Linked DNA regions of Mus musculus: region 1 is linked to region 2. Evidence: chromatin contacts called from ENCODE Hi-C or POLR2A ChIA-PET data. All regions are on one chromosome and are shown on one strand. The core of a region is the stretch at or near the end of the contact, and the rest is flanking DNA. Distances in the headings are between cores, read along the strand shown. Region 1 holds the start of Abhd16a (abhydrolase domain containing 16A). Region 2 holds the start of Vars (valyl-tRNA synthetase).

Evidence for each region. A loop is a pair of places that touch in the nucleus more often than their neighbours do. ChIA-PET counts read pairs that join two places held with the same protein, here RNA polymerase II (POLR2A).
Region 1: POLR2A ChIA-PET joins it to region 2 with 12 read pairs in Patski. The contact joins the promoter of Abhd16a here to the promoter of Vars in region 2. A Hi-C loop is called at or near these places in 1 of 37 maps with a recorded cell type or tissue (left cerebral cortex). POLR2A ChIA-PET finds 5 or more read pairs at or near these places in 3 of 5 experiments (Patski and embryonic stem cell).

The regions. Positions count from the first base shown.
Region 1 is chr17:35,087,964-35,090,663 of GRCm38, forward strand. Abhd16a (abhydrolase domain containing 16A) reads left to right here and starts at 1,328. Exons shown (of 20, transcript NM_178592.3): 1 at 1,328-1,493; 2 at 2,406-2,462. The coding sequence starts at 1,362.
Region 2 is chr17:34,999,642-35,002,504 of GRCm38, forward strand. It overlaps Vars (valyl-tRNA synthetase), which reads left to right and starts at 1,266. Exons shown (of 30, transcript NM_011690.3): 1 at 1,266-1,591; 2 at 1,771-2,189. The coding sequence starts at 1,803. D17H6S56E-5 (DNA segment, Chr 17, human D6S56E 5) reads right to left here and starts at 1,105. Exons shown (of 2, transcript NM_033075.3): 1 at 526-1,105. The coding sequence starts at 532.

The DNA.
Region 1 (2,700 bases), core at 78-2,577, 88 kb after region 2:
AGTACTCCATCTGCTTGTATATCTGCATGCCAGAAGAGGGGATCAGATCGTAAGCCACCATGTGGTTGCTGAGAATTGTATGTAGGACATCTCGAAAAGCAGCCAGAGCCCTTTACCACCAATCCTAGCACTTTGAACAAGGTTTCTCTATATAGCCCTGAGTGGCCTGGAACTCACTACATACGTAGACTAGGGTGGCCTGGAACTCAAGAGGCCAATCTGTCAACACACCCATCTCTCTCTGTCTCTCAAGTGCTGGGATTAAAAGCATGTGGCACTACATCGGGCAGATTACTTCTTTCAAAAACTTAAAAAAAAAAAAAAAAGATTCTTGGGTTAGAGAGATGGCTCAGTGGTTAAGAGCACTGACTGCTCTTCCAGAGATCCTAAGTTCAAGTCCCAGCAGCAACCACATGGTGGCTCACAACCATCTGTAATGAGATCAGACGCCCTCTTCTGGTGTGTCTGAAAACAGCTACAGTGTATTCATATACATAAAATAAAAAAAAATTTAAATAGAATTCTTCAGAAGAATCCTGCTATTTCTTCTAATGGATACATCCCTAGATCTGTGTGTGTGTGTGTGTGTGTGTGTGTGTGTGTAACCCAGGGCTTTCAGCATGTTAAGCAAAGTTTTCTATACTTGAGCTACAAATCCAGACACTAGCCTCTTTTCTTGAAGTTCTTGTCAAATGCTCCTACTCTCACCCAGTGATCGTTCCAGAACATGCTGACATTAAGGGATAGGGTTTAAAAAAAAAAAAAAAGTGAAGCCAGGCGTGGTAGTGCACGCCTTTAATCCCAGCACTGGGGAGGCAGAGGCAGGTAGATTTCTGAGTTCGAGGCCAGCCTGGTCTACAGAGTGAGTTCCAGGACAGCCAGGGCTACACAGAGAAACCCTGTCTCGAAAAACCAAAAAAAAAATGTGGGGGCTGGAGAAATGCTCAGCGGTTAAGAGCATTGACTGCGCTTCCGAAGATCATGAGTTCAAATCCCAGCAACCACATGGTGGTTCACAACCATCTGTAATGAGATCTGATGCCCTCTTCTGGTGTGTCTCTAGACAGTAACAGTGTACTCACATAATAAATAAAGAAATCTTTAAAAAAAAAAAAGTAACCACCTGGGGCATTCATTTTCTTAAGTTTCTCTATTCAGAACAGCTCTAACTAACTGTAGACCGTCGCCCACTGCGCTGAACACTCCTCTCGTGGCGAGAACGTCAGGCTGGACCCTGCCACGGGGCGAGCGGATACGTGCTGACGTCACGCACGCACACAGGCACGCACGCAGCGCCCAGGAGACTACGGGCGGGGCCGGCGGGGACCTGAGGCCGAGGGACAGCGGCCCGAGCCGGGGCTATGGCGAAGCTCCTGAGCTGCGTCCTCGGCCCCCGGCTCTACAAGATCTACCGGGAGAGGGACACGGACCGGGCCGCGTCCAGCGTCCCCGAGACTCCCACTGCCGTCCCCGCCGCCTCGTCCAGCTCCTGGGTGAGTCGGGTTCCCCCCGGCGGAGAGCATGGTATGGTCCAGACCGCGCTGCGCTGCGCTCGCCCGGCGCGCCCACTGTGGGAAACGGGGGAGCCCGCTTGTCAAGTGGCGGTCGCGCACGCAGTCCGCCTGCGGGCGCTTCCCGGCCCCCTCCCAGTCACGCAGGGCCCAGCCGCCGCCTCTCTTTACGGCTTTGGAGGAACTCTTCCTCACACCCACCACCACGCTTGCTTTTTTTTTTCCCCCTCCGCGTCCCCCGAATGGCTGGTCCCAGTTGAGTTTGGAGTCCCCTGCGCGCACTGGCTTTTGCCCACCTACTCCCAATTTCTCCCAGGATCTGTTGACTTTCTCTTTAACCTGACTTTTCAGTTTCAAAAATGACTTCATGTCATGTATTTACTTGTGCGCCTTGTGCCCCCAAACCTAGCCTGAAAACCAGGGTCTTGCATTCAGGGTGGTAGTTTGCTCTCCAAAATGTTTTTGTTTTTATTGGTTGCAAATTATGTTTAGGAGGCTTTCCGAAGTGCCCACACTTAGCGACATTTTTCCCGGAATCGACTTACATCAAATGCTATTCCTTCCCTCTTAGAATTGTCATGGAGTCTCTCATTTTCAATTTTACTCCTCTCCCCATAGTGACACAATCATATCTGTATGGAGTTTCAGGGGAAAAAAAGGACCGGTTTTCCAAATGCTGCTTTCACTTTTGCTTCCAAGCCTAGCACCCCGTGATTGCTTTCAGGGTGAGGGGTGAAATGTCAGGGGGGGGGAGTTGAAGCTTCAGCAGAAACAGGAGTATCCCAGGAGAAATGGCCACAGAGGCTAGAACCAGGTGACACAGGTTAGGGCTTCTGGAAGGGAGGAAGGGCCTGTCAGCTGGCAAGGTCCTTAACAGGCCATCTGTTTTGGCAGGATACGTATTATCAGCCTCGGGCCCTGGAGAAACATGCAGACAGCATCCTGGCACTGGTAAGTCAGTCCCAGCATCTGCCAGTCAAACCCAGCCCTGGAGAAGGCAACACCCCAGGAGGTGAGGGGTGCTCTGGGCCCTGTACAGCAGAGCTTGCACAGAGGACCAGCGTATCCCAAGTGCCTACCGTTGGCATTCTCCCTTAGGAAGTCCCCTTTGTGTACCATAAGCTTTTTCCAGAGCAGTTTGAGCCCTAAGGATAACAAATTTACCTTTGGGATCGGCTGCAGGTCTCTG
Region 2 (2,863 bases), core at 16-2,515:
AGTACACAAGAGATTATCCCAACAGGCCTTTCTCCCCCAACCCCCCTTTCTTTTCTTCTTCTTTTTTTCTTGGTTTTTCGAGACAGGGTTTCTCTGTGTAGCTCTGGCTGTCCTCGAACTCAAGAAATCCGCCTGCCTCTGCCTCACACTCATAAGTGCTGGGATTAAAGGCATGCGCCACCACTGCCAGGCTAGCAGTGGCCTCTCAAAAGCACTGCGAACTTATGTTTTCCCTCTAGGTTTGAGCTTTAGTAGACCAGCTGGAGTGCTTCTGCCTTTGGGTCCCCTGCCCTTCCTTCACGTGACTCCATGTCAGGCAGTGAGCGCTCAGCACCTAGAGCCCCTTTCCTGTTTTACCTGGGTTAGATCCGAGGATCTTCCGCGAACTGGCGGTGCACTCCGTTACCAAAAGCCTGACATGGCCTTGAGCACACCCCATCAGTACGCTTTCTAAAAGCATAAGATAAATACAAGCAAGAGACGCGGAACGCACGGTGCATTTACCAACGCCAGGGAATTACCAACCTTTCATTCCCTACAGCAACAGCTCCCAGCAGCCAGGCACTGCTTGTGAAAGACCCCCAAGCTGGGTAGTCAATCACTCTGAGGAGACCCTCCCAAGGATCAGCGAGGCCACGATTCGGATGCAACAGCAAAAGGCTTTATTGGGAACACGGGTACCCGGGCGACTCAGTCTATCGGATGACTGGCGCGCCGAGTGTGGAGTACTTACCCTTCTTATAGGGCTAGGGCTGGGGGGCAAAAAGCGCGGGTACAGAAGCGAGAAGCGAGCTGATTGGTTAGTTTAAATAAGGCTTGGGGTATTTCCCGGTCATTTGGGGAACCTGAAACTGAGGTGGGACTTTCCAGAAACTGTTGCTGGTTTCGCTTTATCTGAGTACCATCTGTTCTTGGCCCTGAGCCGGGGCCCAGGTGCTTGACCACAGATATCCTGTTTGGCCCCTGTCCCGGTATTATTCAGCCTTATTCTTTAACTAAACTTCCTTGTAACTTTTGAGAACTCAGCTCTGGTACTTTATCATGCCTTGCAAAATGGCGTTACTGCAGCTAACTTGCTAAGCCTTATGGTGGGGTCTTTCACTTGGAGCAGCCCGAGATTCTGCAGCTCGCCCTGCAAAAGGCGGAAACCTGGGACCAAGCACGCACTCCAGACACTAGGGCTTTCGTTTTCCCGCGCTCTAGACACGAAGACCCCGGGCTGCCCGCGGCGGCGCCTGACCCGAGGGCCACGGGCTGCCCGCGGCGGCGCCTGACCCAGACCCAGGCTCGTCCCGGCACGCGGGTTCCCGTCTCCGTGCTGCACGAGCCACTCTGGCCCCTGCTTGACCCGTCCGGCAGCGGTGGGCCGCGCACGGACCCTCGGGATCGCGCACGCACAGGCGGGGCCCGGCAGCCCTGCGAGGACCCGAGTCCGGAAACGTGCGCTGTCACAAAGGGGGGGACACGTGGGTGCCGCTGTCCCGGCCGCGTTCTCCCGCAGCGGGAGAGCTGCCTCCGCTGCCCGCCACCTCCACCCCGGCCGCCCTGTGGGGCCGCGGCCGTAGCCGGCCGAGTGTGATCGCCGCCTTCAGTACGTACACGCGGCGCGGCCTCCCCTCTCCAACCCGAGGGGGCGGGCGATCGGGGTCCCGCCTCCTCCTCTAGGCGCTGCTGGCGGCTGCTCGGCCAGGCCTAGGGTCCGGCCGGGCGCCTGCGTACCTTGCAGCACGTGCTCAGGTCCCCTCCTCAATCTGCCGGGTCTCTCCTCAGGTCACTGCACCGCGTTCGGACCCTGCACAGCCATGTCCATCCTCTACGTCTCTCCTCACCCCGACGCCTTCCCCAGCCTCCGAGCCCTCATCGCTGCCCGATACGGGGAAGCTGGTGACGGTCCCGGGTGGGGAGGCCCTCACCCCCGCATCTGCTTGCAGCCTCCCCCGAGCAGCCGGACTCCATTCCCTCCGCCTCGCCTGCCCGCCCTGGAGCAGGGACCTGGCGGCCTGTGGGTGTGGGGGGCCCCGGCTGTAGCTCAGCTGTTGTGGCCTGCAGGCCTGGGGGGACCCGGGGGCAGCCGGGCAGCTGTCCTGGTCCAGCAGTGGGTCAGTTATGCTGACACGGAGCTCATACCCGCTGCCTGCGGGGCGACCCTGCCTGCCCTGGGACTTCGAGGTCCTGGTCAGGATCCCCAGGTGAGAGGGAAGAAAAAGGGAGAAATTCTGACTACACAAACAGGATTGGGAAGAATCCCACGAAAAAAGTCGGTTGTCAGGCGGTCGCATCTCTGCCTGCCACCTGGTGTAGTAACTTTGGGAACACTTTTTCTCGAGCCTTGGTCTTCTATGTCTGAGAATGCAAGATGATGAAATCTCTTCCTTCCTCCGGGGGTGTGATACATGAGCGCCCGGGAGTGGAGCGTGGTTTTGCTGTTTTCACTACGTTTGGAGTGTGTGTGTGTGTGTGTGTGTGTGTGTGTGTGTGTCTTTAAATTAGGTCTCGCTCTAACTGAATGGCTCGGAACGAACGCACTGGTGTGCCAAGCATTCCCAAGTCTGTCTTTGGGTTTCTGTTGCCATGTTTAAAACAACATGACCAAAAGCGCCTTGGGAAAGAAAGGAATTGTTTCAGGTTACAGCTCTCCATCACTGAAGGAAGTCAGACCAGTGACTGGAAGCAGAAACAAAAAGAGGCCGTGCAGGACCGATACTTTCTGGCTCACTTTCCACAGCTTGTTCAGCCTGCTCTTTTATACCGTCCAGGGCTGCTTTGCCAGGGGTGGTATCCCCTACAATGGACTGGCCCTCCACATAATCATTAGTTAAGAAAACGTCCCCACACGCTTACCCACAGGCCAGTCTGGTGGGGA